Regions from separate parts of the Homo sapiens genome. Here region 1 is linked to region 2. Evidence: chromatin contacts called from ENCODE Hi-C or POLR2A ChIA-PET data. All regions are on one chromosome and are shown on one strand. Each heading gives the region's core, a stretch centred on a gene start or an enhancer-like site at or near the end of the contact. The rest is flanking DNA. Distances are from core to core; before and after follow the strand shown.

What was found. Hi-C counts contacts between places; a loop is a spot of excess contacts on that map. ChIA-PET counts read pairs that join two places held with the same protein, here RNA polymerase II (POLR2A). Pooled maps may share reads with other maps.
Region 1: a loop to region 2 is called in a map of chondrocyte, with 2.1 times the contacts of the local background. The contact joins two enhancer-like sites. A Hi-C loop is called at or near these places in 2 of 168 maps with a recorded cell type or tissue (CD8-positive, alpha-beta T cell and chondrocyte) and 12 of 50 pooled maps. POLR2A ChIA-PET finds 5 or more read pairs at or near these places in 2 of 52 experiments (activated CD4-positive, alpha-beta T cell and endothelial cell of umbilical vein).

What each region holds. Positions count from the first base shown.
Region 1 is chr4:113,466,381-113,471,119 of GRCh38, reverse strand. All of the region lies in intron 16 of CAMK2D (calcium/calmodulin dependent protein kinase II delta), which reads left to right. Among named protein-coding and RNA genes, the nearest start is that of CAMK2D, 290 kb to the left of the region's middle. Within about 2 kb of position 2,784, at least 28 of the 41 ENCODE cell types and tissues checked have a DNase peak (open chromatin) inside an H3K27ac peak, as active enhancers do.
Region 2 is chr4:113,682,477-113,687,206 of GRCh38, reverse strand. All of the region lies in intron 2 of CAMK2D (calcium/calmodulin dependent protein kinase II delta), which reads left to right. Among named protein-coding and RNA genes, the nearest start is that of CAMK2D, 77 kb to the left of the region's middle. Within about 2 kb of position 2,291, at least 23 of the 41 ENCODE cell types and tissues checked have a DNase peak (open chromatin) inside an H3K27ac peak, as active enhancers do.

The DNA of each region.
Region 1 (4,739 bases), core at 1,535-4,034, 220 kb after region 2:
CAGGAAAACAAAGGAGTTCGATGATCAGTTTTAGACAAGTCAAAAAGTGTTTTCTGTCATTGTCAATAAACGATAAGACATACTACTTTATACTTAAATTATTTCCATTTGTCAATTTTATATTTCTTAAAGGCTGTCTGGTTATCACCAAATAATGTACCATCATATATTTTAAAAAGGTCATTGGATTGGGAATCGAAACCAATTGAGTTTGTTCTGGACCTACTATTCATTCAAATACTTATTAAACATTTCCTATATGCCATGCACTGTGTTATCTGCTAGAGATGCAATGGTGCAGTACCACCCTTCTAGAGTAATAGAGAAAACTGATTAATCGGTTACATGCAAATAAATATGTAAATACAAGTGTACTAAGTGCTTTTAAAAATCAGGTGCCAGCTATGTATGAATTCATAACATCGCGGGGACCTGACCTAACATGAGGCTCAGGGAAGACTTTTTTTTTTTTTTCTTTTTTTTGAGACAAAGTCTCGCTCTGTCACCAGGCTGGAGTGCAATGGTGCAATCTCAGCTCACTGCAACCTCCACCTACCGGGTTCAAGTGATTCTCCTGCCTCAGTCTCCCGAGTAGCTGGGACTACATGTGCGTGCCACCACACCTAGCTAAGGTTTGTACTTTTAGCAGAGACGGGGTTTCACCATGTTGGCCAGGATGGTCTCTTGACCTCGTGATCCACCCGCCTCGGCCTCTCCAAGTGCTGAGATTACAGGCATGAGCCACCGCGCCTGGCCCAGGGAAGGCATTTTTGAAGAAATAATAGTTGAATTGAGATCTGATAAAAGAAGTAGGAGCAAAATGGGGGGGGTGCAGTTTTCCAAGAAGAGAAGACAGTACATATAAAGGGCTGGTAATAGGAGGCAGAATGTCCATTTTGAATTGGTAAAACAAAGGAGCAAGAGTGGATTGGAGAAGATAAAGTCAAAGAGTCTGAATGAGTCTAATGAGATGGGCAGAGTCCAGATTACGCAAGGTTTTGTAGTCTCTCTTCAGGTACCTATCCTGAGAGCAGTGAGAAGGTTTTAGAAGAGTTCAAATAGAAGGTTATCTGAAGAGATAGGCATTTAAAAAAAAGAAAGAGAGAGAGAGAGGTGGTTGCATTGTAGAGAACAGAATAGTGAAGAGCAAAATTGGTTGCAGAAACACTAAATCAGAGGGCTGTTACAGAGCCTGGACAAGAAATGATGGGTGCTTATACCCAGAGAGAGTGGGGGTGAAGAGGAAAAAAAGTCAAAAAGAAGAGGAAGGCAAATTCAACAGAACTTAATGGATTGGCTTGAGGTGCTGGATTTAGGGAGTCAAATATGATCCTCAGGTTTCTTTCTGGCTTATGCAACTGAGAGATGATCTTGCCATTCACCAAAATGGGGATCCATGGAAGAGCAAGCAGGCTTGTAGTGGTGGAAGTTCTTAAGCTCAGTTCAGTATATGTTGGGTTTGAGGTCCATTTGAGATACCCAAATGGAGGCTCAAAAATAGCCTTGACACATAGATCTGAAGGAAGAGTCTAGAAAGGAGGTTAACAATTTGGGAGTCATTGGAATATAGATGACTATTTAAAACACTGGTGTACACAGGACTTTAGGGATGCAGCATGAGATAAGGAGAGGGACTCAAATTGAGTCTTTAGAAGGAATTGAAGCATTTAATATCCAGGTAGAGAAGGATAACATGGCAAATGAGAATGAGAACATGTAGAAAAGCAAGAGAGTTAAGTAAAAGGAGAGTGTTCCAAGACAAGAAGGTGGGAAGGAGTGATCAGCAAACTCCATACCTTTGGGCAATGCGCATAATCCCTTTATTTATCTGTTAAACCAAGAAATAATCACTGCATTCCTGAGTATTGTTATAGTAACCAAATCTAATGTTTGAGGAAATGTTGAAATCTGTAAGTTGTTTTATTATGTAGTTACTCTCAGTTCTTGGGTTTTATTTTGTTTTCAAACACTGGGATCATTCACACCCTTATCTTACTCTTCCAGGCCTCTTAGAACAAGAGCCAAAAATATATGAATTTGAAAGGGAAAATGTTCCCAATTCTTTGTGCATAATTGCATGGAAAGTAATTCCACTCAGAACCTGGAACATCTCTCCCACTTGGTTTTCTCTTTTTCCTTTTCCTAAGAATCTAGAAATCGCCAGAAAGTACTTTGTGTCCTATGAGTATAGGCTTGAGCACTTCAGTTCTAGAAATAAACCTAGTAGGTAAACAGCTTCCTGCGATTAAATGGCTAGCTCTGGAGTGGAAGAAGCTTCTGGTATTCAGGGAACACCTTACTGGTACATTCTGCATTCATCGTGGTATAATTAGGGACACATCACAAGCTCTCCACTTTGACTTTTGGAGTGGTTATTTATTACTTGGTGTTCAGGAAGAGGGAAGGCCAGATGAGAATGGACCCCCTCCCCACACAACTTGTCTGTCCAAGCCACTGACACAGTAACTGTTCCTCAACCTCACTGCTGATTGAGAGTAGAGCTAGCTAACACCAAACCCTCGCTCTTCCTCTAGGTCAGATGCTGGGCTTGTGGCAACAGTTCCAACAACAAGCTGACTACTATATACAAATGATTCATTTCCAGCCTTCTGCTTTCCTTTAAAGAGTCAGCTGTCATGTGCCGCCTGTGACTCACTCAAGCTCCTTTGCCCCAGTGAAATAAGCACTCTAAAGATTCCTGAGTTCCAGGCCCCTCCTAAGCCAAACGAGTCACATTGTTTTTATGGTGATACAGCACAGAAGCATCCTGGCTAATTCCCATTTGTTGTCCTGCCAGCAAAAGCACCATCGTTTCTAAGCATAAGAAGTGAGAGAAGGCAATTTGTGTTGCTTTGTTTATGCAGGACAACCCTTAAGCCAGTTGTGGCATGCAAAATACTTAAGAGTGAATGCGTATTTCCACAGTGGTTCAGAAAGTAAAAGATGGCCATATACACCCGATGATTCTAATTCCATATTATGCTTGTGAGGCAGTGCAGAGACTTTCAGAAACTTTAGGAAGTGATCCTAAACTCTTCACACTCTATAAACTGAAGCCTACCCTAATGAAGCTCCACGAAGGACGTTGATCTTATGCTCATTTCAAATTGGCCATGTTTTCTAAACTGTAGTTTTTCCTATCAGCTGTATATCAGACCAAAAAAAAAAATCTGTTAGTTTGAAATGAGGATTTCATGTGAGAGAGAAGTTTTGGTGGCCACATTTTTATAATCTCATTTTCTGAGATCCTCCTCACCCGTATCCCTTATATTCCAGAATCGGGTCAGCTGTCATTAGCTTTTGCCAAATGTTCATACTGTTGAGGGCACAGACAGATGAATCACCTATTGCCTAACTGAATTAAGCTAAAATGTGTCACTGGCAGGATCCTTATTACAAAATCATGCCCTGATACCACTTCTGTCACTATGTTTTGCTGTTGAATGTATTATTGATATTCATCAATCAAATGAGCAAGGGCAAGAAATGTTTTGGACTTCTGTAGGAGCTGTGTTATATTACTTTATATAAATGAAAAGTAATTATGTAACTAAATATGAATTCTAACCCATATAGTGATTTTTTAATATTATAGACCTTGACATTGTTAGCAACCATATTATGGACTAACTTAATCACATTTTATAGGATAGTTTATTACTTGTATTTGTTATGATATAGTCTCATATAGTCTCGATGAAGTAAAATGTGGTTTATAGAAAATTTATTTTTAAATAATGTCATCACCTAGGTAACCTGAAGTTTCAGAGTGAAAGTAAGCATTTAAGCTTGTGGTTAAAATCTGCTTGATGAAGATCAGATTCATAAAAAATGCAAACTGGTTTCTTTAGTCAATAAAGAATAAAACCTGAGGTCAGCTTTCTTCGTGATCAATAGCCTCACTACCTCAGTAAGATAAGATGGGAAGTAACATTTTGTGATTCCCAGTCTATGTTCAGTGATTTTAAGGGAATATCGCAATATTCTTAAAATCCAGTAAAATTTGATTTCTAAAATATTTCATGCAGTAATTTTATAAATAAGAGAACAGTGTTCTGAAATCAAGAAAAGTTTATTAGTCTCAATTGATTAAATTCACAAACATTGAGCATCTATTCCATAAAAGACACTGAACAAAGCTTTTTAGGCTATACAAGAAAATAAAATGTTCTTTGCCCTCGGGAAGCTTTTAAGTTAACAAGGAAGACACATTACACAGTACAGAAAGTTTAATAACAATTTAAAACAAGTAATAATGTGTTTTAAACTAAAGAAGGTATCAAGAGATAGCATATGCATAATTGCCGAGTGATACAGATGCTGCAGGCTTTCAAAAAAGAGAAAGAACACTTGAGGCAGATGTCAGTAGAAACAAATTCACTGAATAGATAGGATTTGAGCCAAACCACTATTAATAATTTCACCAATTATGGGCTAGGAATAGAAACAAATCATGATTGGTGTTGGGTTTGACAGCTATACCTGGAGGCTTTCATCTTATTATCTGCCTACATCTACAGTATTGATTCATATGTCACTTCTTCAATTTGTAGAGTTTACTAAAGGCCATTTGTCTAAAAACAAAGGCCAGTCACAGTGTCGGCATCCTTTTGTAGAGTTTGTCAAGCAGAAAAGTGAGAAAATGCAAATAATTATATAAAGTTCAATATCTCAATGCAAGATATCATCTTTACTCTGAAGATAGACATATTATTAGAATGATACTTTTTAAGATTGTT
Region 2 (4,730 bases), core at 1,042-3,541:
GAAATCTAACATGAGGACTGTTGAAATTATTTTTTTCAAATGGGGAAGGGAGAAGAAGGTTAATAATTTTCCATACTCAGATTAGAAAGGTCACGACCATATCAGTTCAAAGAAGAGAATGCATGTGCTCATGGCTGGTTACCAGGTGAATTTTGCAAACATTTTATTATATACATAGTTGATTTTTTTTCCTTCCTGGGAAACTTATATCCATGAATCTGGAGTTTTACATTTTGGAGCTACATTTTTTGGTCCCTTCTACCTATATTATTTTTAAAAGATATCTTTATTTTAAAATTGAGCAACTTGAAGTGTATGTGTGTGTGTGTGTGTGTGTGTGTGTGTATACACATACCTGTATTGTAAATAAGAAAGGTGCTTAATAAGTTTGTCTTAAAACTCATGAAAGCTTGGCGTAAAATCTCACACTAATCACTATGGATGAGAATGGCTCTCGTTGAGAAATAAGGGCTGATGGCTTTTTTCTCAATGATCATGTTAAAAATATATTGAGAGCATTGTAGGACTCCAGATGCTTGGGTTGTGGCTCACAATTTTTACAGAATTAATTTCCAAAATTCTTGATTACTCCAGGAGGAAATTTATTCCAAAAGTAAGCTGTGTGCTTCCTTCTTAAATTTAAAAATTAATGCATCAAAGGTGTAATAAAAATCATCTCTTACAATTAGAGGTCCTAAAGAAATGTTTGAATTATTATGGCAATTAGAAGGGTACCTTACTTAAGATTTTGAGAGTTTTGTTGCTAGCAAAGCAGAGAAATAAAAAGTTAATTACTTTTGTAAGGGAAAACTTGGGAATATAGGTATGTCCCTGTACCTTTTCAGATATGTAAACAATATTTAGGTATTTTTACAGAGAATTGAGAAAAAGTACAGGCACTGACACTACTACAACCATAGTAGAAGACACTACTACAAAGATAGTAAAGGACAACTTTCTATGTAGATAAATATCAGTTATTTGGAGTTTATTATCTGAAAATATTTTGATAATTTCTTCCCATTTCTTTCAAGATAAAAATTAAGTTTTAATAGCAGATATCTTGCTTAGAATCAAGTACATTTTAGTGACTTGGCATTTATTCATTATTCGTTTATTTAGTTTATCACTTTTTTTTTTTTTTGAGACAGAATCTCTTTCTGTTGCCCAGGCTGGAGTGCAAGGCATGATCACGGCTCACTGCAATCTCCGCCTCCCAGGTTCAAGCAATTTTCATGCCTCAGCCTCCCGAGTAGCTGGGATTACAGGCATGCGCCACCACATCCAGATAATTTTGTATTTTTAGTAGAGACGGGGGTTTCACCATGTTGGTCAAGCTGGTCTTGAACTCCTGACCTCAAGTGATCCACCTACCTCAGCCTCCCAAAGTGCCAGGATTACAGGCATGAGCCACCGTGCCTGGCCCTTGCTTGTAGACTTTCATTCTCTGGTTCCATACTCCACAATATTATCAGCCCTATCTCTCAAAAATAGCATTGGTTATATTATAGCATCAATTAATTACATTGACATAAAATTAAAATGTCTCTACTTGTCACTTCTTGTAATATTACCTAATTTTGTTTTTCTCTAATTTTTCATAATTTATACACCTAATTTATTACCTTTCACGGGCTCATGTGTTTCCTATTTAAAGTCTGAAATGTGGCCAGGTGCAGTGGCTCATGCCTGTAATCCCAACACTTTGGGAGGCTGAGTTGGGAGGATCACTTGAAGCCAGGAGTTCAAGACCATCCTGGGCAACATGGTGAAACCCCATCTCTACCAAAAAATATGAAAATTACCAAGTGTTGTGGCGCACGCCTATAGTTCCAGCTACTTGGGAGGCTGAGGTGGGAGGATTGCTTGAGCCCTGGGAGGCAGAGGCTGCAGTGAGCAGAGATCGCGCCACTCCACTCCAGCCTGGGTGACAGAGTAAGACCTTGTCTAAAAAAAAAAAAAAAAAAGAAGTCTGAAATGTAAGTCATTTGTATCTGTTCAAATGATATAAGGTGGTATCAAGCATTCTTACACATGATGGTGGTCTTAGAAAATCATTTAGAGGATGCTAGGAGAAAAATTGAGCTGCCATCTGGAGAGGCTGCTGGATTGGCGACTCCCTCCTATCATTGGTTTACTCTCTCCAGGTGCCTTACTAAAGAGAATCAACAAAGAGAGAAGGACTTTGCTCAGTACCTTCTGCCTTAGAGGCCTGTCTGGTCATCTGCTGCCAGCTCTTTCCAGGGAGAGATGAGGAGCAGCAGGCCTGTGCTCTCAAGCCCTCAGGGAATGCACTGCCTCCAGTGGGACAGAGTGGAGCTGTTGCTTGTGTCATTGCTGCAGCACATTATTTGAAACTGACCTCAAGACTTGGATTTGCTCAGTTTATTTTTAGAAGTAATGACAGTATAGCACTTTGAGGCCTGAATGTTATTTCTAGACAAGAGTAATACTGTTTTTCTGAGAAGTAGAATTTCAGGATTTCAAATGGATTTTTTGGTAAATATTTCTGAAGCTTTTCCAGTAACTGAGACTTTCTGGGCAGAAAGGCAAGATGGGACATAGTGTGCATCCTCTGTTCTTGCTGACCTCAGTATCTCAGAGTGTGACTAGACGCTGTTACCGAGCAGCTGCATAGTCATCTTCTTCCCTTGTTCTGAGCAAGTCCTCTGTTACACAAAGAAGAAAAAAGCAATCATTCTTTTCAGTCATTTACCTTCCAACTTACTAAATTTGAAATTATAATTATACATACAGTACATACAAGGTTGTCTGTAGGGAGTATATTTGTTTTTATGTCTTATATTCTGGCATGTATATGAGTTTGCCTAAGAGATTTGGAGATACATACACATGCATACATACATGTGTCTGACTTTTTATGTAAATATATTTTGTATGACGTGTTAATTTATATGATACATGGCTATCCAATGTGGTTATCTCTACAAAGAAATGTACTCACAGATGCATTTAATTTTTACAGATACAATTTTCATTAGCTTTCTAACTGAAGTCCCTGCCTGTAGACTTTCATTCTCTGGTTCCATTGTGTACTCCACAGTGTCATCAACCCTGATTTTCAAAAACAGCATTCATAGCCAGCAGTTTTGTCTTGCTTCCTATATGCCAGGCACTGTTCTAACTTTTTATATATAAATCTCTCAACAATTCCATGAGGTAGGTGCTGTTAACATCCTCATTTTACAAAAGAAGAAACTGAGGTACAGAGAGGTCAAAAAGCTCACTCTAGGTCAGAAACAATCCTAAGTGGTAAAGTCAGTCTGAACCCAGGCAGTCTAACTCTAAAATCTATACTCTTAACTACTATATTGTGTTGCACACAGAATCTGGTTCCTCGTGCCTCTGATCAAAACCGATATTTCCTGCAGCAGAAAATCTTAACATATTAGCACAGGATTAATTTGTTAGCTTTTTATGTTTTTCCCTGCTCACATTTGAGGTTGTTATCCACAGACAAGTATATCAAACTATTGCTGTTCTCCAAACCTTCCAGATAGTTTTCTGACTCTGTGATGTTAATCATGCTATTCCTTTTATCTGAAATTTACTTCATCTTTTTCTACCCAGAAAACGCCTATTTATTCTTCAAAGCCCATATCAGCCTTCACAACTCTTTTATGCATTGTTGTAAAATTGTATTTTCTCTCATCTGTGTTTCCGTAGCACTTAATAAGTAACTCCGGTTTTGGTGCTTCTTTCATTGTATGGTGGTGTTTATTTGCCCTTAAGTGTCATGTGCTCTTCATTGGGAGTACCATCTCCCCTCTGCTGATTTCATTCAACTGTCTAGTAACCAGATTCACCTCTCAGCCATGTTCCTGTATCATCAGTGCTGCTCTGCGGTGCCCTGTCTGGTTTTCAGTCACAGTTTCCTGTGCAGGTGGTGGAGGATTTTGAAATGCTTGAAACTGAACCATTACACCCACTTGAGATAGTTTCTTTTGTCTGTGTATGATAGGAGGTGGGTGGGGAAAAATAAGTGCACACAGCCTATTACCTGGAGTTGAGATCACCAATTAAATGTCATGAATAGGGTAAGATAACACATATTAGTTGTGTTTAAAATATTTTGCTCCTTAGATTTTTATTCACTCTTCACTTTAATTTAGAAAGGCAGTTTTCAGATGTTGGATGAGCATTGACTAATTTCCAAATACCTTTTTATTTGTTTTCTGCATTATAGATCATGTGACTCAAATGTATTTAGGGTAGCTAGCAGATGATTGAACATGATGAAACTATGAGTCTTTTATTTATCTAAGTAAAGCAGTGAATGCAGATGGGTTTATTATAGTCATAGGGCCCCATGTACTTTAGTCCTTATTTCATCCAGCAAAACTTCGATGACTAATTTTGACTTCAATTGAGGAATATTTTATTTAAAACATTTGCTTAGAATAATAGTCATTGTAAAGGAACACTTTTCATGTGTTTACTGAACCAAATGCTAAGATGATACAATTCCTAATTTTAAATAAGATAAATATCAAATTATAGGTTTTTGCATAATTTTAGTAAAATAGATGTGAGAAAGATTGGAGATTATGTGAGGATTCTAGGTACTTAAGTTGGAGTAGAGGAGAAAGAAGGAAGAAATGGCCTACTCATAATTGCATTACAGTTTTTTTCAGTCTTGAACAGAAGTTGAAGTCTGAATGGTACTGAAGTAAATGAGAGATTCAAATCCAAAAGAAGAAAAAGTCCTC